3 separate regions of the Mus musculus genome follow, and all the other regions are linked to region 3. Evidence: chromatin loops called from intact Hi-C (ENCODE). Cell type or tissue: left cerebral cortex. All regions are shown on one strand.

The links. Peaks named below come from ENCODE experiments on the same cell type or tissue, not always from the same donor. Only the 100,000 strongest peaks of a DNase experiment are listed, where the experiment ranks them.
Region 1: a loop joins it to region 3, with 3 times the contacts of the local background. A loop is called at or near these places in 5 of 42 quality-filtered maps.
Region 2: a loop joins it to region 3, with 2.0 times the contacts of the local background. A loop is called at or near these places in 2 of 42 quality-filtered maps.

The regions. Positions count from the first base shown.
Region 1 is chr9:53,663,973-53,671,972 of GRCm38, reverse strand. It overlaps Cul5 (cullin 5), which reads left to right and starts at 4,466. Exons shown (of 19, transcript NM_027807.4): 1 at 4,466-4,935. The coding sequence starts at 4,912. It overlaps Gm16124 (predicted gene 16124), which reads right to left and starts at 4,880. Exons shown (of 2, transcript NR_166653.1): 1 at 4,618-4,880. In left cerebral cortex, CTCF peaks have their summits at 1,961 (motif pointing left) and 4,391 (motif pointing right); DNase peaks (open chromatin) are centred at 1,961, 4,485 and 4,824; H3K4me3 peaks cover 2,069 bases; H3K27ac peaks cover 1,568 bases.
Region 2 is chr9:53,700,715-53,708,714 of GRCm38, reverse strand. It overlaps Rab39 (RAB39, member RAS oncogene family), which reads left to right and starts at 2,483. Exons shown (of 2, transcript NM_175562.3): 1 at 2,483-2,826. The coding sequence starts at 2,600. In left cerebral cortex, a CTCF peak has its summit at 3,975 (motif pointing left); DNase peaks (open chromatin) are centred at 2,331 and 2,996; H3K4me3 peaks cover 1,667 bases.
Region 3 is chr9:53,821,841-53,829,840 of GRCm38, reverse strand. No RefSeq gene overlaps it. Among named protein-coding and RNA genes, the nearest start is that of Sln, 24 kb to the left of the region's middle. In left cerebral cortex, CTCF peaks have their summits at 322 (motif pointing left) and 4,369 (motif pointing right); DNase peaks (open chromatin) are centred at 297, 4,367, 4,885 and 5,124; H3K4me3 peaks cover 346 bases; H3K27ac peaks cover 315 bases.

The sequences.
Region 1 (8,000 bases), 160 kb after region 3:
AAAGCTACTGTGACAGTGGCTTTTATAGACCAGGCTAGTAGAGATATCAGGAAAAATATTCAGAGGCTAGAAAGACAGGATAAGCCATTGAGGAATTTAGTGTAGGTTGCTGAGAAAGTTTACCATTACAGGGTAACAGAAAGAGAAGGAGCAGAGAAAGAGAAAGAAAGAAAAGTGACAGGGTAGGAATCTACAGAAAGTCTGGGCTACAGTAGTTAGGGAAAACAGAGAAGAGAGACTCCAACCAGAGAGAGACAGAAAATCCCTTAAAAATGACCAGTGCACATACTGCAAAGAGAGAGGCTGCTGGGCTCAAGAGTGCGCTAACAAACAGAAGCTGGGAGCAGGAAGTCCCAGGCCTTGGGAAAAGCACCCCCAAAAGGCAAAGGTCTTAGCCCTGGATAAAGACAGTGATTAGGGGAGACAGGGCTTGGACCCCCTCTCAAAAAACCCAGGGTAACTCTGGGAGTAGAGAGGAAACCCACTCAATCCTTGGTGGACACAGGGCTCAACACTTGGTCCTCCAAGCTGATGGCCATTTCCAAGAAGAGAGCTTGGGTACAAGGAGCCACTGGCACCAAAATATATTCATGGACTACCCGAAGAACAGTGGACCTAGGGATGGGCCGGGTATCCCATTCTTTTAGGGTTGCCCCAGACCGTCCCTACACTCTGTTGGGACATAATCTCCAAAATGGGGGCCCACATACACTCCCTGCTGGTCCAAAAGGAGAGACCTCTCAAACTGATGCCTGCTGAAAGCTGAGGCTACCTGGTTTATAGATGGGAGCAATTTTCTCCATGAAGGTCAGAGACAAGCAGGTACTGCTGTGGTGGATGGCACAAAAGTCATCTGGGCAGAACCTCTACCTCCACCCATTCCCCTGCACCTCTATCCCATGGCACATGGACACAGAAAGTGGAGCTAATTGCCCTCACCAAGGCCTTGGAACTTGGAGCCAGCAAGAAAATTAACATCCATGTGGATAGCAGATATGCCTTTGCTACAGCCCACGTCCACAGAACTCTCCCTGTAGACCAGGTTCTCCTCGAACCTTGCCTCTGTCTCCCAAGTGCTGGGATTAAAAGTGTGTGCTACCACTGCCCAGTCCTTAATAAGGATCTTAATGTTACACTGAGAAATGATATGCATTCCTTGGTGCACAGTGGCATGACTGTTGGGAATGTAAACAACTAATTTTAGGATTGAGCTTCTAGTCTGTTCCACAAAGAAAATTTACACACAGTGCTGTAACAAAGGACAAAATGCCAGTGGCTGGGAAGGTCTTAGGCCTCAGTGGAGAAGCAACTGCTACTGCACTGTTAAATGAGTATGATGTGCCTAGTAAATTGCCTTTTTTTTTTTTGGTTTGTTTTCAAGACAGGGTTTCTCTCTATAGCCCTGGCTGTCCTGGAACTCACTTTGTAGACCAGGCTGGCCTCCAACTCAGAAATCCGCCTGCCTCCGCCTCCCAAGTGCTGGGATTAAAGGCGTGCGCCACCACGCCCAGCTGTAAATTGCCTTTTAAACATTTGTGATTATACACATAATTACTGCAGCTGTCAGCCTAGTTTGTCGTGGAGGGATTTCCTTTCCTGCAGTGTACTGCAGAGACTCGTTAACCACTTAGCTAACCTCCTGAGAATTAACTGTGGCTGTGGCAGAGTGGCCCGGTGTTCAGCTTCCCATGGAAAAAAATAACTGGGTACCTACAATTACCACCCGTGCCTCCCAATAAGCTCAGAAAGCATCATAGAAGTAAGGATGGAAAGAATATAAGCCAAAGGGAGGGGTGGCAGGTTGTGTGGCTACTCCTTGATTGAAACATTTCTTCCTAAAAGGAGGATGGAGGCTAATGAGACTCAAGATGCCGAGGTTAAAGTTCAAAGCTTAGAAACTGTATTGGCTGGTGTTCTCCGTTTGTAAAGAAAGTCTGCCCCCAGCTGGCTCTGATTGGTAATAAAGACTTGCCTTACAATGGCTGGGCCAATGGAGAGAGGGCAGGACCTGGAGAATTGCAAGGGCTAGATAACCAGACTAGAGGAAGAGAGGAAGGACTGGATATAAGAACAGCAAGAGAGCAAGGCCAAACAGCTTTGCCTTGTTCGTACAAGAAGTTGGGTAAGTGGCCACTGGCTACCCGGGAAGCATGGGAAGGTTTAGGAGTCTCAGGAGTACCAGACGGGAGTGTTTACTAGCAGGGGAAAGTTTAGGAGTGCCCAATCTTTGAGCTAGTCATGGCATGTCAAAATTAACATACTTACATGTGTGTTGTGTGTATGTGTATCTCTCTGTGTATATGTATGTGAGTACAGAGTCCCTCGGAGGCCGGAAGCATTAGATCCCCCACAGAACTGGATCTTTCCAGACAGCCGGTATATTTTTTTACCCGAGTCATCTCTCTGGACTATTCTCCCTTCTATTTTTGCATCCTTGGCTTTTTTTTTCTTCTTCACTGTTCTTTTCACAATGTTTAATTAATACTTAAGGTTTCTGCCATGAGTGATAAATTCCAGCATTCAGTAATTAATCTATTAAAATGTATGGAATCAGCTGAGGTGGTGGCAAACTCTAATCCCAGCACTCAGGAGACAGAGGCAGGCAGATCTCCGAGTTCAAGGCCATCCTGTTTAAAGAGCGAGTTCCAGGAGAGTCAGAGCTACACAGAGAAATCTTTCTGTTGTGAAAAACAACAGAACAAAACCAAAAATGAATAGAATCATGTCTTGTTTGTTTGTTTGTTTTGTGTTTTTTGAGGCAGGGTTTCTCTGTGTAGCCCTGGCTGGCCTTGAACTCAGAAATCCACCTGCCTCTGCCTCCCAAGTGCTGGGATTAAAGGCGAGCGGCACCACACCCGGTTTTGTCATTTTTATTTTTTTAATGGACTATGATACCCTTTTTATTTTATTTTATTTTTAATGTATGTGAGTATACTGGGCCATCTCTCTAGCCTTTACATTTAATTTTTGCCATAGCACTATGCTATAGATGTTTTAATACTAATTTCACAAACAAGATAACTAAGGCCCATTGTGAAGTAGCAGATTTTTTTTTTAAGATTTATTTATTTTATGCATATGGGTACGCTGTAGCCGTCTTCAGACACACCAGAAGAGGGCATTGGATCCCATTACAGATGGTTGTGAGCCACCATGTGGTTGCTGGGAATTGAACTGAGGACCTATGGAAGAGCAGTCAGTGCTCTTAACCACTGAGCTATCTCTTCAGTCCTAAAGTAGCAAATCTTAACTCACTTTAAGTGCTATATTGTTTAGATAGGGGTCTCACTTTATAGCTCTAATTGGCCTGGAACTTAAGAGTGTGCTAGGATTAAAGGCATGCTCCACCACACCCAGCACGAAGCAGATATAAAGAACTCTTGGCCTTTTCCGAGGGAGGCGTATACCTATAATCCCACCAGTCACTCTGGAGGCAGAGGCAGGCAGAACTCTAGAGTTCTAGGTCAACTTGGTCTACATACAGAATTCCTGGCCATCCAAGAATACATAGAAAGTCTTCTTTAAACATAGCTACCTGGAATGCTTGGGGCAAAAGGAGTTTTCAGGCATAATATATGAAATAAAATCCTTCAGAGTGGAGCCTGAAAGTCTGCTTTTCTAAGTAGCACCCCAGGTTATATTAATATAAAGAATGCACTAGCAACGTTTGAGAAACTTTTGTTTTCTTGGGTTTTTTGACCTAGCTGTTCTGAAACTTGCTCTGTAGACCAGGCTGTCCCCAATCTTACGGAGATCCTCTTGCCTCTGCTTTGAGTACTGAGACTAAAATTGTTGGACAGTGAGAGATGAGTTTCAAAGAAACAAATTTGATACCAGGTGGTGGTTTCCCACACCTTTAATCCCAACACTTGGGAGGCAGAGGCACCTACCTCCACTCTCCGAGTTCAAGACCAGCCTGGTCTACAGATGGCGTTTCAGTACAGCCAGGGCTACATAGAGAAACTGTCAAAAACCAATCCAACCAACCAACCAAGCAACTAAAACCCCCAAAGGGTAGTATTAGGAACTTGCATAATGCATTAAATAACAGCTAACCTGAGAGATCCCTGTATAAATTACATTCTCTTCCCTTGATCAGAGATTCGTGATCAGAAGCGATGCAATTTGGAGAAAATACTATAGGGTGCTCTAGGATATGTCTTAAGGAACCCAAGATTAACAATCACTTCTTGAACAAGCAGGGTTTTTTTTTTTGTTTATAGGAATAACAGTACGTTTGTGCATCATTTATTAATTGACTGGGCGCCTTCTCTCAGTCAGCATTTCCTGAGGACAGCAGTAAGAAGCCTTCCAGGCTAATCTAATCCTGAGCTCTGAATAGCCATTCCGATCTGGGGCGAGCGCGTGAGGGCTGCGCCGGCTCCAGCCAGCAGAGGGCGCGCTCGCACCCTCCGCGCGGGCCTCGGGACCCAGTGGCTTGCTGTCGCCTGGGTTGCTCCCGAGCACGCCCCCGCCCGCCGCGTCACGTGACGCCGCCACGGACCCTGAGGTGCGGGCCCTAAGCCGAGATAAAGTCGTTGCCGGCGGCCCAAGCGGGTGCAAGCCCAGCGGCAGAAGCGAAGGCGAGCTGGGGAGGCCCGAGGAAGTGGCTACTACCTCTTCCCGGTCTGGTCGGCTCCCGGTCCCTTCCCACCATTCGCCGCTCGCGTCTCCTCAAGCGTTTGCATGCGCTCTCTCGCGTGGGCAGGCCGGGGTGACCATGTAGCTGGAAAGCCCGAGGAAGCACGGCTGCCCGGGACGAGCTCGGCGCTGACGGCACGCCGCTCCGGCGTCCCCCGCATCCCCCGCCGCGGCCTGCGGGGTCCTGCTGGGAACCCCGGCCTCTCGAGGAGGCCTGGCCCCGAGCGCCGCCAAGTCTCGCCCCGTCTCGCGAGAGTCCAAGTTGAGAACATGGCGACGTCTAATCTGTTAAAGGTAAGTCCCCCCGGCTGCAGCCGGGCTTTTGCCCGGCCATCGATGCGCTCGGCTCCCGGGGAAGGACCGGGCTCCGTGGGAGCGGCAAGATGTGTATGAGGAGAGCGGTTCGGGGTTGTCCACCGGAATGAGCCGGGGTGGCTGTTGCCCGAGCACCCCGACGCCGGGCCCTGGCCTCGGGGGTCCAGAGGACCTGGTGGGTTCCTCCCGCCGGCTCACCGACTCGCAGCGATGCTTTCAAGGGACCAACCCCGGCTGGGAGCGAGAGCAGTGTCGCTGGGCCGCACCAACCCATCATTGTGACTCTTGGGGCCCGTCCCTTCTGAATGGAGTGTCAAAGACATAATAGGGGAAAAAAATCCCAGCAAAATGCTGCCTAGCAGGTTTCAATGGCTGGTCCCCCCATGCTCCCCCAACCCCATTCCTTAATTTCTGTTCGCACTCTGCAGGAACTGTGAGTTAGACAGCAGTGCCTGCCTGCCACTTCACCTCTTTCCTCCCTTCTCTGAATGTCACACCTTCCCACCAGTTCTCTCACGCCTGGCCGTCTATTTCCACCTTTTCTCTGTCCCTTGAGGAACTGTCTCCCAATCCTGACCTCCCTTATAGGACATCGATGGCACCCGATCAAGTGCTGCTGTCCATCCTTTTAGGGTGTAGAAAAGTTTTCATTTAAAGAAAGCATTGAAAAGTTGTAAATGCCAGGAGAGTCCCAGGGCGAGCAGGTTATGTAGAATCATCTCTAAAAAAATGAGGATTGAGGAAGACAATTGAGGCGAGTTTGTGTTTTTTAGTAAGAATTCTGACCTGAACTTACTAACTGAAATATGGGACTAGTGATTACCTGAGGGGACATAAACACTATGTTCGCAGGCTGTGTGAATTAATAATAATAATAATAGATAATAATAGATAATGCTCCCTCCCCCCTAAAAAAGGGTCTCATTGGACCCGTCTTGCCAGAACTTGCTGTGTAACCTAGCTGGCCTTGAAGTCACAGAAATCCATTGTCTACACTGAGGCTGAGGGGAATGAAAAGGCCTACCTGACCCAGCTAGGAGTAAAGATAACTAGGATGATTTTTAAAGCTCTGCATTCCAATATGGTAGCACATACCTTTAGTCCCAACGCTCTTTTTTTTTTTTTTTTAAGATTTATTTAAGTATATGAGTACACTGTAGCTGTACAGATGGTTGTGAGCCACCATGTGGTTGCTGGGATTTGATCTCAGGACCTAGGAAGAGCAGTTAGTGCTCTTAACCACTGAGCCATCTCACCAGCCCTAGTCCCAACATTTTTGAAGCTGAGGCAGGCTGATCTCTGAATCCAGGCCAGTCAGGGCTGTCATTAGAGCCTGACTCAAAGCAAGAGAGAAAAAGAAGTACTGTAACTTCATGACAATATACTGGAAAGACCAGTAACCAACTGAGTGAAGTCAGATGCCAGAAATAGGAATTTTCAAAAAGATCTTTGTAGCTTTACCTGATCTTGGTACTCACTGTGTAGACCAGGCTGCTCTTGAACTTAAGAGAGGATTCTGGGTGTTCCCCACAAGGCCTGGCTGATAGTCTGATTTTCTATAGCTAGTACTGTTGTAATATGAAGGACATAATAAACAGACATTTGATTCTGTTATCTCTACATTGTCAAACATTTACCTATTTTAGTTGTTGGAACTTTTGGGGAGAGGGATTCCAAATACTCATATTTTGAAAAGTACTAATCATAAAATGGGGAGACTGAAGTTTGTCTTTGGAATATGTGAGGACCAGCCAGGGTCTGTCTATGATTTAATATATGGGATTATTAAATTCAGGGCTGTTACTACCTTGAGTAGCTATAGAGCTTACTGGGGAGTGGCCAAATTAGCATATTTTTTGTTGGACTAGTATATTGGCTTATTTGAGAAATGCCTTGGACTTATGCAAGTAGATTTTACCAAAGAGAGAATTAGCATGTCCATCGGTCAGACAAGAGTAGTGTGAGTCAGTCCCAGATCTACCAGCTGTACCTGACACATGCTGAATAATGAGCCCGAGCCCCTTCAGGGGGAAAATCTCAGCTTGCTTGTGACTTCCAGAAAGGTGGTTTTTTTGTTTTGTCTCATTTGTTTGGGGTTAGGTTGTTTTGTTTTTATAGTTGACAGAATTCAGAGAAATAACTACTAGTACATTTGAGAAAATAAGATTAGAAACTTTATGAAATTTCTAAGAATCTGATGCAATAAGATCTGCTTTTATATTGGCATTTTATTTTATTTGGGATCATGTTTTCTGGTTAGATCAAGTGAACTGTCAATTGGATTTTGGCAATTTTTTGAGTATGTAGTGCATATTTGACAATACAGTTTGCAACTGGTTGAATCTTCTGACTCCGTTTCATGTGGGACCTATCCCTGTTTTCCTTACACAGTCTAGCTGTAGAACATTTCATCACAGCCCCGTTTCATCTCCTACTTTGGATTACTTGATACTTAATTCTGCCTGTTCTTTTTCTTTTGTAGTTGTCATCTGAGCCCAGAGTGCTCATTCTCTTCAGTTTCAGTTGGTTCTTCTACTCCAAACAGCAATTGTTCAAATGTTTTCACTCCTCTTAGTTCCTAACACTAACCAGCAGTGTTCATTTATTTCCCTTGGCCACTACCATGGGTCTTTCTGATTTCCCCATATTACCACAGCTCTTTTTCAGGTTGCCCTCCACCTGTTTTGTTGAGCCTGCAGTGTCCTTCTGGACTTGGTGGCATGTCTCCCTCCTGCTGCTCTTTTCTTTTCCCCTATGTAACTATAAGAAGGCTTGTATCTCTTGTGTCTCTTGTATAAGCCTGTAAGACTTTGCCCGTGGGCCCTTTGTAGCCCTCTTTTCCCTTAATTGGCCCATTCAGTTACCTTGAAGCTGTCGGATGTAAGAGCCTGAACAGTAGGGATATCCTGATTGCCAAACCAGATTCTTGTTGATAAGCTTCATCCTCTTGTCTGGTATTACTTCTCATTCTCTGCTGTTTCTCTCTTTTTTGTGTGATTTTTTTTTCTCCTTATTTTTACTGTCTTCCACAATCACTTGTTTTT
Region 2 (8,000 bases), 120 kb after region 3:
AAAAAGAAAGAAGAGTGAAAGGCATGCAGCTGAGAAGTAAATCAGAGCACTGGCCCCATCTCCTGGGTACCCAGCTTCAATACCCAGCACCTATATGTTAGTCCACATCCTGTTGTAAATCTGATGCTCCCTTCTGGGCATCTGCCTGCATCAAGCCCCCAAATGGTGCTCAGACATAATGCATTCAAAACACTCATATTCAAGAAGAGGAGGAATGGGGCTGGTAAGATGGCTCAGTGGGTAAGAGCACCCGACTGCCTCTTCCGAAGATCCAGAGTTCAAATCCCAGCAACCACATAGTGGCTCACAACCATCTGTAACGAGATCTGATTCCCTCTTCTGGAGTGTCTGAAGACAGCTACAGTGTACTTACATATAATAAATAAATAAATCTTAAAAAAAAAGAAGAGGAGGAAAAGAAGGAGGAAGATGAAAAGGTGGAAGACGAGGAGGAGGAGGTAGAGGAAGAAGAGGAGGAGGAGGAGAAAAAGAAAAACAGACAAAAAGGTTGCCATGCTCTCACAGAAAGAAATTATCTTTACCCAAAAATGCCACTCCTCTGTCTCAGAGGATAGAACCGTCACTTGGTTACCCTTAAACGGAGGGGTCCTGAGAGGTCAGAGGTGAGAATGATGAGAACAGGTAGGTTGAATCTGATAATTAGGGGGTCTCATGCACAGTTATCTGAAACAATTGTTTCATGAGAGTCTGCGGCATAGAAAGTGTATGAAGGTTTGTTAAAGATAGTCTTGTGGACAAGAAATGAGGGAGGAGGGCTCTTTTGAATACGTGAAAAGGAACAAGATGGTGGAAGCAAAGAAACATCACCGAGGGGGTTCTGATTAATTAGCTTTAGGACTGAGAACACTCAAATATGGTTGTAGGCAGAGGAGTAGAAACTAATAGTAGAGCCAGGTGGTGGTGGTGGTGGTGGTGCACTCTTTTAAGCCCAGCGCTAGGGATGCAGAGGCAGGCGGATCTTTGTGAGTTCGAGACCAATCTGGTTGACAACACTAGTTCTAGGATAGCCAGGGGTACATAAAAAACCCTGTCTCAACAAAACAAAAATAATAAATAAATAAACAGGAAGGAGGGAGGAAGAAAGAGGGGGAAGGAAGGAAGGAAGGAAAGTAGGAAGGAAGGAAGGAAGGAAGGAAGGAAGGAAGGAAGGAAGGAAGGAAGAACAATTGTAGAAGGGAGACAAGATACATACCACATAAAATAAAGATTGACTAATTGCAGACAGGGGCCTAAAGATGCATGGCAGAGGAAAGAAGAGTTCTCTGAAAGTCACGCTTCTTCCTCCAAAACAAAGAAAGGAATTAAGGATGAGTGTGATAGTTAGATGTTGCAAGAAAAGAATGAAATGGTTGGCAAGAAATTTGCACAGTCCTAGCTGTCCTGGAACTCACTCTGTAGACCAGGCTGGTCTTGAACTGAGAAATCCATCTGCCTCTGTCCTCTGTGTAGCTGACACAGAGAGTTACAGGATATAATCTTAAACTTCTGATCCTCGAGCCCCATGTGGTGGAATAATAACCGTGGGCCACCATATTTGTTTTATGCGGAGTTGGGGACTAAACCCAGGGTTTCATGTTGCTAGGCAACTCTACCACCTGGGGGCTACATCCCAGTCCAGAAGAGAACACAGTAAGGTCTCACCAACATTTAAATTACGCTTCGTTTATTAGGTCTTTGGTCATACGCAAGCAGAGGGCAGCTATAGACCGAGAATAATGATGACTCGTATGAGCTTCTCAACATTTTAAGTTTTTCCCAGGCTGAAGGGCCCCAACGAGCATAGGGCTAGAACCATCCTGAAAACGCTGTGGCAAACAGCAACAGGCAATCCTTAACAGAAACTATCAGAACTAGTTCTGCAAATTTGTTTTCTTCAGAGGAAACTGTCAACTGGAATCTTCTGAGAACCCGGACACCACGAATCCACATACAGAAGCCTGACTGACTTTCAAAACTAGGGTCTTAGTCTGAAGAGAGCCTTCGCAGATGCGTGAGAGAAAATGACTCTCACTTCCCATTGGCTGACCTTTCTGGAGTTTAGCCCTTGAGTACATTTTCATTGGTTGCTATTGCTGTCACATCCTTTCGCCACACCCATTCCTTGTCCATTTCCAGCAAGATCTGCACTAGAATACGCTAAGGTCGTCTAGAGTTCTGCTACTTCCCTATCCCCTCAGCCGACGCTCTCGCCGCGCCCCTCTAGTTAGAGGCCCCGCCCCCGCACGACCAATGACCCGCCTCTACAACGTCAGTTCCCTCCCCTTACAGCTGGGGCCCGGCCCCCTGCCCGACGCAGCTGCTCTGCAAGTTAGGTTCCCGCCCCCAACTCACGATCACACCCCTACCTACGGTCCCTTCCAAACTCGTGGCCCCGCCCTCACTCTCAAGCCCCACCCCAATCAGACCAAGTCCACGCCCCCTGCCCGCGGCCCCGCCCCTCCTTCCCCAGAGGGCGGCTACCAGGCGGCGGCCGCAGCCGCAGGAAGATGCTGGAAGCGGGCGGGCGCGCGCCGCGTAGGTGCTGAAGGGACAGTTCCTTAGGCAGAACTTGCTCCTGAGCGCACGGGGCACGTAGGCGATGGAGACTATTTGGATCTATCAGTTCCGCCTTATTGTGATCGGAGACTCCACGGTGGGCAAGTCGTGCCTTCTGCACCGCTTCACCCAGGGCCGCTTCCCAGGGCTGCACTCCCCCGCCTGCGACCCCACAGTCGGCGTGGACTTCTTCTCGCGCCTGCTGGAGATTGAGCCGGGCAAGAGGATCAAGCTGCAGCTCTGGGACACGGCGGGGCAGGAGCGCTTCAGGTAGGGAGGCACCCGCCACAGGCTCTCGAAAGTGCTAGCGCTCGGTGCTCGCTTCCCCTTCGCCCCTCCCCTTCCAGGGGCGACTTCCTCCTCCGCAGTTTCTTCTTTCTTTAGTGCGGATTTCCTGCGCCCCCTTTCTGTCTCCTTTCCTGTCCGAATCAGGGTCGCCGGTCTTTCCCAGCTCTGTCTGCTCCTCTTGGCCGTTTGGGTCCCTTTGGCTCCACCGCTGCCTTCTCCCCAAACTCGACTTCGCTCGCCGTTCACACACACCCTGCCTCAGCCACCCTCCTCCTAGCACCTCCTCCAAGCCTTGACCAAGCCTCTTTCAGGCCCGGGAAATATGCCAAGTGGGGTTCCCAGGTCTGTGAAAAATCTTTAGTTCTCAGCAAGCAGAATTCCAGACGGGGTTCCAGCCCTCGGAACGGTTCACAGAGAGATGCATGCGGTAATGGTTTAAACATCTGAAAGCACCGAGTGTGGTCATCAGAAAATTCTGGGCCATGACCCTCGGGAGTAGGTCTTGGAAAACAACTAAATGCAACATCGGAGTCACTGAGACAACTAAGGGTGTGTGTTTGCATTTATAGGGTGAAGTTTCCTTTAAAAGTTTGTCACCTTTGACGCTTTGGTGTGAAAAAGATAATACTGAGGGTTGTCTGCAACCCTTCCTTTATTTCACTGATGGATTCGTAACATTCTGTATGTGACAACAGAAGAAAGCACTTTTCTAAATGGGGAGAGAGTCAGTCTCAAGTAAATAGTCTCATTCTGGTTGTTTACTGGGGAACCTGAAAGATTGTATAAAGTCGACTGGCCTTACAGAAAAAAAGTAAATGAAACTGAATTCCTTGGATAGTTGAGATTAAATCACATTTAAAGCGTATTTCCAGTTTTTGAGATCGAAGAGTACTTTGTTCTAGAGCAAAGTAAGAAAGCTGATAATGTAGGGAATTGTTTCTTTAAAAATCATATGATCGGGGCTGATGAGATGGCTTAGTAGGTAGAGATGGCTTAGAGCGCACTGACTGTTCTTCATTCTGAAGGTCCTGAGTTCAAATCCCAGCAACCACATGGTGGCTCACAACCATCCCTAATGAGATCTGATGCCCTCTTCTGGTGTGTCTAAAGATGGCTACAGTGTATTTACATATAATAAAAAAAATAAATCTTTTTTTAAAAATCACATGATCAATTGGAACTCTTGTAGGCAAGCATTTTTATATCTCTCAACAAGTACTTTTGCTTGTGAAATAAAGAACTCCGTTAAGGAACTTAACAAATGTGGCTTGCCCTCATTCAGCCAGCATCCATTCCAAGAGAGTTCAGCCTACATGTGTAAAGTGTTCAACATTCAGAAGTTTGGCTTCTAGTCAGAGTGTGATAGGACAAGCCTTTAATCCCATCACTCGGGAGGCAGAGACAGGCAGATATCTCTGTGGTCTCAAAAAAAAAAAAAAAAAAAAAGTGAGCCGGGTGTGGTGGCAGACGCCTTTAATCCCAGCACTCGGGAGGCTGAGGCAGGTGGATTTCTGAGTTCAAGGCCAGCCTGGTGGTTTTGTTTGTTTGTTTGTTTTTTTATTTCCATTCCTGGGTCTGACAATGATTCCTCGGGTACACAGAGATAACAAGGGATGTGATGCATGGTAAGGCCAGCTTCCAGAGCGGTGCTAAAGGTCATGGACTGTTTAGAATTCCATGAAGACATTGTCGTTTCCTTTTCAGTTGGCCTCCTTTGATTGAAGCAGTTTTGGTTTTTTCTTTAAAACTTGTGCTCCATCTGTAAAATGAAGACATTTTTATGATTTCTAAGACTTCTTCCGGTTCAATCACTCGTGAAATCCTTTACTGAGTCTTCCATTTGTGATCTTAATCAGAGATGATCTTGGCGATATTTCAAGGTCCGGAGGGGGAGAAAAAGCATTTACTAAGAGCGTTTGCTTTACCCTTTAAAGATAGTAAAATCTTCCTCTGTCTATTTACTTAAAAGTAATTCCTCACCCTATCGACAGGAAGGTGAAGGATAATTAATTTGCTAGAATGTAAACCTTTGCTAATTGAGGGTTTTGTAATGGCTTTGAGAAGAATCTAAATAGCAATTCATTTTATGTATACATTATTAAAACCACCCAATAATGCAAGGACAGTTAGAGAACATTTATGATGAGTCATACTTTGCTTAGTTTGGCTCTTTACCAATGATATATTCATATAAATACATATTTCAGTAGCTACCTACAGTAGTTGCCTTTCTAGCATTTAGCAGAATGCCTCACCATAAAACGGTATTCAGAACAACTGATGTTAAGTCATCCCATGGCTTCTAGAAAACGAAGACATTTGCTTTGAATCGTGGATCTCCTTCAAGGGTACTTGAAGATATATGTCTGTCATTACAGTCGTAACCTGAGGAATTTGTGGGAAATATTATATTAGGTTTACTGGTGATTAGACATAAAGAAAAAAGGAACTTACCTTAGGGAGCTTATGAGATAGTTTGAAATATATTACAGAACAATGAAGTGATTATCAGATAATTATCACCATTAGTTTTACTTTATAGTATTTAAATTAGCATTCTGGTGGGTTTTAACTACCAGCATAACAAAGAAGGAACAAGATCAGGTGGGCATTGTGATACTTGCCTATCATTCAGAGATTGAAGTAGGAAGTTCATAAGTTCAAGGCCAGCCCAGGCTACACAACCAGACTTGGTCTCAAAAGAGAACATTACTGGGCATGGTGATGCAATCCTTTAGTCCCAGCACTTTGGAAGCAGAGGCAAACAAGTCTCTGACTTACAGGCCAGTCTTGTCTACACAGAGAGTTGCAGGCCAACCAAATGCTACATAGTGAGACTCTTTCTAAGAAAAATAGAAGAATAAAATCGGAGTATTGATTTGATTTGATTTGATTTGATGCAATACTTAGGTTTCCATGAAGAACCCTAGTTCAATAGAAAAAAAGGGCTGTTCTATGTCTAGGAAGTGGGAAAGGGGAGTTTAGAATTATGAATGTTACAGGGGAACTAGCCATCACCACCTTTTATAATTTCTAATATATTGGGGAAAATTGATCAGTAAAAGAAAAAAATGTGTTTAATGCAGTATTTGGTTTCTGTTTGTTTTGTTATTTGTTATTTTGTTTGTTTACTGTTATTGTTTTTATTCTCCCCCCCCCCCAGCCCTCTTTGTAGCTCTAGGAACTCATTATAGAGCAGGCTGGCCTTGAACTCAGCCAGCCAGCTGCCTTTGCTCCCCAGGGCTTGCATTAAAGGTGTGCACCATCACACCAAGGCAATACAGTGTTAATAAGTATACAGAGAGTGCTAAAATATGGAAAAGTATTAAGTAAAAGAATACAAATTTTGATTTTGTTTCCATAAAGTACATTTATGTACTATAAAGTACTAATGTTTATCATTCATGTGTTGACACTACCAGTCTCAACCAAATTCACCAGTGTAATTGGGAAGAGGTGTTGGGACTCAAAATATAGGGGTCTATAGAGTAAAACTATTGGGTCATTGGCTACACCATCCTTGGGAGGGATCAAGTCATTTCTCATGGAAGGGTCTGCAAGATGGCTCCATGGATAAAGATACAAACCTGACAACCTGTGTTTGGTTCCTGGGACCCACATGGTATAAAGAGAACATCGGCTCTTGTTACAAGTTGTCCTCTGACCTCAATGTGGATAATGAGGTGCCTTTCCCCATAAATAAATTCATGAAATAAAATTTTAAAAGAAAAATGTAGGATAGAAAGTTTTAAAAAGTAATTTCTCATGGAGCCTCAAATAGTTTCATGAAAATAAGTTCTTTCAACAGAGTGAGTCCAGCCCCTTCCAGCTTTCTGGCATCTTGTCTTGCTATGTGATGTCTTCCTCTCAAACATGCAGCCAGGAGGATATCACCTACCATGATGGGATGCAGCAGAGGTTGACCTCACAAAACCCAGTGTCATGCTGCTAGATGAACTGTTTTTCTTTATACTGTATCCAGTCTCAGATATCCTGTCACAGTAGCAGAAAGTGGTCTAATTTACAGGGTGAAAAACGCATAGTAGCAATATTGAATCCACACATGCATCATGAAACTTGTGAATTTCAAGCCAAATTTGGCCATTTTTTTTTCATATTGTTTGACCTTTTGGGACAATACAGTTATAGGCACTAATAATAATACTCCAGGAGTGATGCCTTCTTCCCTCACCTTCTTCCCTCAGTCCTCTCAAGGTGTGCTTGATCCCTAGTGATCCTTTTCAAAGGATGACTGAATAATCAAATGTGTCAGAAATCTCTATCACTTTAACATTCCTTTAAAGCCCCATATCAAAGCATCTAAGAAGCTGAGCAGTGGTGGCACATGCCTTTAATCCCAGCACTTGGGAGGCAGAAACAGGCGGATTTCTGAGTTTGAGACCAACCTGGTCTACAGAATGAGTTCCAGGATAGCCAGGGCTACACAGAGAAACCCTGTCTCAAAAATAAAATAAAATAAATATAAATAAACTAAATAAAGTATCTAAGAAGCCGGGCATAGCGGTGATCTAAACATCTGGGAGGCAGAGGCAGGACTGTAAGTTTGAAGCCAGCATAGGCTACCTCGCAAGACTTCGTCTCAAAATACTAAGGACTAAAGCTGTGGCTCAATGGCAAACTTTTTCTTTACCATTCCCAAGGCTCTAGGTTTGATCCTAGCACAGGAGCACAGGAAGAAGAAAGCTGCTAAGATTGCAGCAAAGAGATGTGTTTTGTTTTATTATTATTATTATTATTATTATTTATTAAATTATCCAATTTACTTGGGCTCTTTCAAAACATGCAATCAGGAATAACTGTTTACCAAGGAGTATAAAGAAGAAGCAGCTCTTTTTTCTTTTTTAAGATGGAAAGCAATAGCAAACCTACTAATGAGTTAGCTGACTAGTTAATTTAGCAAAAGGCTATAAGGGTCATTGAACTCCAGGTCTCCTCCTGCCTCCACTTCCTCAATGCATGCTGCTGTGCCCGCCTTTTTTTTTTTTTTTTTTTTAAACATGGGTGCTGTGGACCCAAATTTAGATCCTCTTGCTTGCAAAGGAAGCAGTTTACCCAGTGAGCCACTTCTGCACTCGCCCTTCCCAGTGTATCCTTTTTACAGGATACAGTAACATTTACAGGATGCAGATACACTC
Region 3 (8,000 bases):
CCCAGCTCCTCTGTGTCTGATGTGATATCTATCAGGGGAAGAGGGCGAAGGAGATGGCAAGCAGCTTCCTAAGAGCACAAATTCAGTCTCACTACCGGATATGGAAGCAAACATAAATACAATCTTATCTAATCTCTCCGTCTTGGGAGGGAACGGTACAGCCTGATCTGGGGAAACCGGGAGCCGCTGGAGACATACAGCCCTAATAATACACATGTTCTTTCTCCGGTTATTAAATATCAGCAAGGTAATGCCACGATTCAGCTGAACAAAGTCCCCGGAGGCTTTCGGTTATTTTCCAAAATTTTTGTCTCAATACTGCCACCAAGTGTTCAGTGCCCTCACTTCTCAAACCTCAGCTTAACTGTTAAAGGGAAAGCTGTTTAACCCTAGGAAAGACCAAGGGGGGGGGGGGCGGGGGGAGGTGTCTATAATGCATTTTTGAGTGGGGAAAGTAAAAAATATAAGTTCCAAAGCAGTATGTACTTTTGAATCCAAACACATGGGTTGAGTGTGTGTATATGTGCAAACTTTTTCATATGTGTGCATGCATAAAACAAAAGCGAAGCAAGCAAAATACCTAGCACAGAGCTGAGACTATGGTTCAGTAGAGCTCTCAACAAATATGTCATGAACCCCCAAGGCCTCATACCAAAAATAGACGGATGAATGGATGGGTGGATAGATATAGACAGACAGACGGACAGATACCAAGAAACAGTCACCAAGTAATTGGTGATCATTATCTCTAGTTGTGGGATTTAGGGATATTTTATTATTTCCTTGCTTCACCTCCCAACTTGCAAGAGTGCACTGGCCACAGATAGTGTTCTCATTTTCTAATGGAAAACACTACCTTAACCCTGGTGGCTTAAGACAGCCTAACCTCATTTTCCCACAGTTTGGGCAATTGCAAGTCGGAAACTGTTCTCACTGGACTTCCATGGCCTCTCCCTGTTCAAAACCAGCCAAAGCCAGCAGAGCCCTTTCCACCGGAGTTTTACCTATTCAAAATGATAATTTTAAGGAATCGCACCTCCTGGCTTCAGGTTGTTTCCAGAAGGCAGCAAGAAGTGTTTAGAAGGGAGGGTGCGGTTCAGAGCACCAGGTTCTCCTCCCGCAAGGGAAGACGCACATTTCCTCTTTTGTTTTGGTGTGGACTCCCAGTCCTCTGAGGGGAAGATCAAAGCCCATACCTCGCGACACTGTATGCTGTGCACCCTCAGACCAGGTAAGGGCCCATTCGGTCCAGCTTCTGCTCCGGTTTACAATTGCAGAAAGCCTCAGAGGAAGTCCTGCTGGGTAGAAGCTGAAAGGGACAGGACATATGAAGAGAATGCAGGTTCAGACTGAAGGAGTCTATAGCGTTAGGGGAAACCCCCAATGCCTGGGGTACAGCCAAGTGGAATAGCACTGGTCCAGTATGTGTGTCGTCCCCCCCCCCCCCAGAAGGAAGAGGGGGGAAAGCCACTGGGCAACTATGTAACCAATACCTCAGGAAAGACACAACCTGCTTCCTTATCCAGGAAAAGTTCCCCTATCCCTTCCCAAGAACTATTTCAACCCTGACTCTGATTTCTATTCCCATAGAGCTGTGTGTAAATGAACTAGGGAATCTTTCACGCGGGAGATTTTTGAGATTTATTTATAATCTATATGAATCAGTAATGTATTCCATTTTATTACTGAATGACATTCCATTTATAAAACTGTCTCATTTATCTATTTTCATGTAGGTGGACACTTGGGCTGCTTCTAACTTGGTGCTGTTGTGGTTAAACATTTCTTGTTAATCAAAGGCCAATGTACCGGCAACCACCATCATCTGCATGGGCCCAGGGAAATTGTGTCCTACCTTTAGCTCAGCATTAGGTAATGGCTATCAGCGGTCTGATGCTTATGAGAAAATCTTGCTTTGGTTTAGCTTTGCAGTGGTAGAAACAAGGAACTTTGTGCATGCTAAGCAAGTGTTCAACCACTGATCTACATCCTCACCTCCACGAACAAAATTTTTGAAGCACAGTCTGACCTATCATAATGTGAGGAAGTGGAAGAGTGCAATACGGATGGAGGGGAGTAGCCGTGTGCTGTGTCATTGTGCCTTCAGTAAACATTATGCATTTGTAATATGCAAATGTGATAGAGGGTTCACTTCCCTGTCCCGGGAAAAATGTGGTGACTAGGAAGGGAAGGGAGAGTCCAGGTGCCTATTTTTAGGGTGGTACTTGTAATCAAAATAGAGATAAGAAGTAAGCTACGGGCTGGAGAGATTGCTCAGTGGTTAAAAGCACTGACTGCTCTTCTGAAGGTCCTGAGTTCAAACCCCAGCAACCACATGGTGGCTCACAACCATTCGTAATGAGATCTGACTCCCTCTTCGGGAGTGCCTGAAGACAACTACAGTGTACTTACATACAATAAATAAATAAATCTAAAAAGAAGGAGGAGGAGGAGGAGGAGGAGGAGGAGGAGGAGGAGGAGGAGGAGGAGGAGGAGAAATAAGCTACTTCTGAGGAAACAAAGTGTGGGAGTCACTGAAGAGGAATCTTTGACACTAAGGAAATGAATATAAAGGTGTGTGTGTGTGTGTGTGTGTTGTTGTTGTTGTTGTTGTTGTTGTTGTTCTGGGAACCAAGCCCAAAGTTTTGTGTATGCTAGGTGAGTGAGTGTTCTACCCCTGGGCTTCATCCCCAGCCAATTCCTCAAGTAATGGAAAGAATTGGCTAGAGAAACCTTTCCATCAATTACAAAGTCCTTACTGCAGTCTGGACAATTAGTACGGGGCAGAAATTGGTTGTGCTGAAAGACAGAACACATAAAACTCACATGAAACTGGAAGACAATGCAACAGAATGTCTCTCATATCGTAAAGATAGGTAGGTAGATAGATAGATAGATAGATAGATAGATAGATAGATAGATAGATAGATAGATAGATGCAAAAAAAAAACACTAATAATTCCATTGATCCAAAAATTGAAGTTAAACCACCCTTGGCAGGAAATATTATTTCTATGGCAATAAAGCACAAATAATTATTCATTTTTACCAGAGGAGAAATTCCTGTCATAATGCTTTTAAAGAGAAACTACTATATTTTTCAAACTTGGTAGTTTGTTCTTAAGTGTAAGTTAGTCCGATAATGTGGAAATATTACCTTAATATTTAAGAAATTTGCAGAATTTTCCTTTTCTTTTTTTAATAAGGAAGGCACCAGGCAGCTGCCCTAAATAAACGTATCCCTTTGGGATAAGTTAGCTTAAAGTCATTAACAATGATCTCCACACCAGATCTTGATGTGGATATGGACAGACTTGCGCCCCTTGGAGAGATCTCTTCTGAACCTGTGTGTTGTCTTTATAACGCTCAGTAAGGTTGCATCCTAGGGCAGACTGGCGAGCTTGGCACAGAGGGGAGTGAGGACCGTTCTCTGTTGGAGAGCTGAGTATTTTATAATTGACTGCACTCCTAAAAACAGAATCCCTGGACAGCAAATGACATTTGTAATTCTGGGCAGTGAACCCTCAAATCACCCCTTGCTGTCAGAGTCTAGCGGACACCTTAAAAAAAAAAAAAAAAAAAGGTCTAAATTATACATAAAATAAAAGGTTAAGCTGCACAACTTTAAAGGTGGTGTACAACTAGAATTCCAGAGGATGAAGTAGGAGGCTCACAAGATCAGGGCCAGCCTGGGCTACATAACAAGACCCTGGGGCTTAGTCAACGGTTCACTAAATATTAGGGTCTACAAAATGCCCTGGCAAACTTCAGCGGGGTTAGATCGTTCCTTCTCTGGCAAAAGACTGGAGGAAACCTAAGCAGATCTATAGCTGCGCAATCTCAACCCAGAAAGCAACGGCGTTGTCCTCTGTGGAAGGCTTTTCCATGGTGATATGGCATCCTGGGGAGTGACTTGCCAAGCCGGAGGTGCAGAGATATGACAAAAAACCCTCTGGAGTTTGCAAAGGTTCAGGGGAAGATGGGTGCCCCTATGGAGAACTCTTTACGCATGAAGTCCATGAATTCTGGACTAATTCGTTAGTAGATGCTATAGAAACATGCCCCTGTTTTAAGGAGTGGTTTATATTTAATACTCTGGGCTTCCTTTATTTTTGGATCCTCTCCTCTGCTGTTGACACCAAAATAACTGGTAATCTCAAGATAACAAGGGAGGTGACAAGACTGTGAGACTTGAGATAACCGAGGTGTGTGGAAGGGATGTGATGCCAAAACAGGAGGCCGGGCTGCCGCACTCAGGGCGCAGTAGCTCCAAATATCCCCAAAGGGGCAGAGCCTTGCAGCGCTCTGCTCTTCCTGGGTATTTACTTATTCCTCGCTTGCCACGGAATTGACTGGGACAAGTTGTCTTACCCCACATTTACCAGCAGGGGGCAGAGTCAGGATTGCGTAGTCTTTAGACTGGACTTTGCACTCGAGGGGGCCAGAGAACCAGAAGAGAGCTCTAGTGGAAACCTGAATTCAGTCTGTGAACTCCAGCTCACTCCTTTATTTTAAATCTTTCCAGGAGAAAGTCACGGGATTTTTAATACAGTAGCACATATGTGATTAGGTCTGGCATTTTCAATAGCTACCAAGGTTCATGAGAAGAGCCGAAATCCAAAGCTCAGAGCTCTGTGTATATATATATGTATGTGTGGGGTGCATGTATGTATTCGTGTATGCTTATGTGAGGCAAATGCACAGGCGCATGTGTGCATAAACCAGAGGTTGATATCCAGTGTCTTCCTCCTTTGCTGTCTACTTTATTCCCTGAAGCAGGGACTCTCACTGAGCCTGGAGCTGACACGTCAGCTAGCTAGCCAGCTTGTCGTGAGGTTCGTGTCTCCATCTCTGCTTCCCTGAGTTACACGTGGGCCATCCTTCTCACCCAGCTTTTACATGGTTGCTGGGATCCAAACTCACACTTATGGCAAGACCTTTACCACTCCGAACTGTCTCCCAGGTCTCAGAGTCAGAGCTTGATTCTCAGGTTCTTAGGGGTTAAGATTATTCTTTAGCAGGTTCAGCTCCTACCAAGCCTAGCACTCTCAAACGGTTGTATGTGGACACTATTTAACTGAGATGCAGTGAATTTAGCGCTCGAGTTCAAATTCCCTTCTTTCTAATGAGACATCTGTGTATCTAAATAAGGACAACCCCCCCCCCCCCATACACACACAACTCCCCCGGCAGTACGGAGAGTCAAAAACAGGGCCTTGCACATGCTAGGCAATCTTTCTACCACTGAGCTGTGCCTCTACCCACAAGATTTTGGGGTGTTTTTGCTTGTCTGTTTCGAGAAACAGACTATGTGCCTCAGACTCCCAAGTGTGAGGCAGGGTTTCACTGTGTAGCCCTGGCTATCCTGGAACTCACTCTATAGAACAGGCTGACTTGAACTCAGAGATCTGTGTGCCTCTGCCTCCTGAATACTGGGACTAAAGGCCTGTGCCACCACAGGCTAGCTAATGATGTATATATGTCTGTGTGTGTGTGTGTGTGTGTGTGTGTGTGTGTGTGTGTGTGTGTGTATATATTTTTTAATGTTACAAAACAAAAACAAGACATCACCATCTGGTCACCCTTTTTACTTTATCCCCACGTTGATGGCTTTACTATTTCAACAATGATAGACAGTGCAAGAGTTCTAATTTTGCTGTGTCAGGACATCATGGTGGATAAAAACACAGGCTGGGGACTGAGGAGAGAAAGGCCTAAGCTTGGCCGACTTGTTTTACTTCTTTAAGCCTTATGACAGAAGGATACATAGAAATGCCTCTTCTCCCCATCCAAGCACATAGTAGGACTTACATTCTATATCCCTATTAAACTTGGACTGCATGTTTGATGGCCTTTGGTCAGCAGAAGGTAAAAAGTGCAATGTGTCCGTCCTGGGTGGTATGTAGGAACCAGGGTGGAGTTTTCATGCTTCCTTATTGTATCCCGTGGCAACTGCACCGGCCTATGTTCCAGAGAGAGGATAACTTGAGGCAGGCTCACGATGGGATGACAGCGGGGCCAAAACTTAAGTCAGTAATATTTTAAAATAATAGGGTATTTGGAATTGTTTGTTAGGGTAGTGGGGCCTGATCTGGATGACTGGTTATAGCCTCAGCTTCCTCATTTGTCATTATCCCTAATATCCTTAAGAAATTGTAAAGCTTAAAAAATACATGTTCTAAAAGACTTAGTGCAGTGCCAGGCACATGTGACTTCTGCAGGAATAGAAACTATGAGAGGATTGGGGATGTTGCCCAGCTGGAAGAGTGCCTGTCTTGTATTCATGAAGCCCAGGGTTAAATTCTCAGCACCCCATAAAACCAGGTATGGTTGCCCACAGTGCCTCATCATAGCATTTGGGAAGTGGAGACAGTATCAAGGTAATTCTCCAGAACACAGCAAGTTCAAGGTCAGCCTGAGATGCATGAGACTCCATATTGCTAAACACTGGGAAGGAAAATATCTCAGCCCACTCAAATTTTTTTTTATTTTTTAAGACAAGGACTGTGTTATGAACTTGGTAGAATCTAGAATTGTCTGGGAGCCTCCTGACTTGATTGCATTGATTGAGATGGAAGATCCATCCACTGTGGGTGGTGCCATTCCCCTGGCTGGGACCTTGGACTATTGAACTAGAGAAAGGAGCCGGGGAGCTGCAAGCATTCATCCCTCTCTGCTTCCTGACTGTCAATGATGTGACAGTTGCTTCATGCTCCCACCACCTTGTCTTCTCTGCCATGACAGTCTGTACCCATGAGCCATGAGAATACACTCTTTCTCCTGTAAATGACTTTTGCCATGGTATTATATCACAGCAATATGAAAAGAAACAAAGACAAGATCTTACAATTCATCTATCCCAGGCTGGCTCCAAACTCACATTCCTTGTGCCTCAGCGTCCCTAGAACTGGGATTCCGTGTGTGCAGGGCCACACTCAGATTTCATCGGGTTTCAATGAAAGAACAACTCTCCTGCCCCTCAAGCTGCCTGTAAAATGTTTTATCTCTGCTTAGATTCACAGATTCTCACATCCAAAAATTGTTATTTCACCAGCATATGTCAACACCTACAGTGGTCACAATTTCCCTTCTACTGTTTCACAAAAGCATATATTTTATTCTAATAATAAGAAATAGAACCTACTAAACTAGGATTTGCTTTTTCCAAACTAGAATAGCAAGTGTCTCCTTACTGAGCAGTTTCTAAAATTCTTTATTCTGCCCTATTTAAGCTGATGCTGAGACTGAACCGTCTTTGGAGAGATTAATGTATGCTTAATGGGTGCTGTCATCAGACAATGTCCTGAACAATGAATCACCCTTTAGTTTCCTAAGTCATAGAATTATTACCATGTAGCCAAATTAAAGCTAGTCTTTCACAAGTTGAAGACGGGATGGAACAGGGGAAAAGCAAGGGAGCCAATAAATACAGTGTTTATGTTGAACCTGCTTTGTCATTGTTGTTGGGGGGGGGGTGTGTTTGTCTGATGGGGGGGCTGAAGCTTTAATTTGCTACCTATGTTAAGTATTAAAAGAGCTTGTTCCTAGTTTCCTCACCACATTTGACATAGCCCCAGGCATGCCTCGGTCCATCCTAGCTGTTATAACAAGATGTTATCCAGGACTGGGTGGTTTAAAACAACAGAAGTTGATTTTTCACAGTTGCAGAGACTAAGTGTCTATGGACTGCGTGTCTGATGAGAGCCTGCTTCCTGGTATTTAAGCAGCCAGTTTCTCACTATCTCTCACCAGGCATATGGAGGAAGGCAACTCTCTGAAGTCTTTTATAAAGGCACCAGTCCCATCCAGGACTCTGCCCTCAAGCCTTCTAAGACCTCCAAACACCACCAGGGATTGGGTTTCAAACATTCCAGCTGCTGTAGACACCATCTCTACCCACAGGTCTTATCATTATAATTAAGAGGATAACAAATGCACTTGAATTCCTAATTAGATGAATTAACAATACAAAACAGAAGGTAGACCTCCAGTTCAGCATC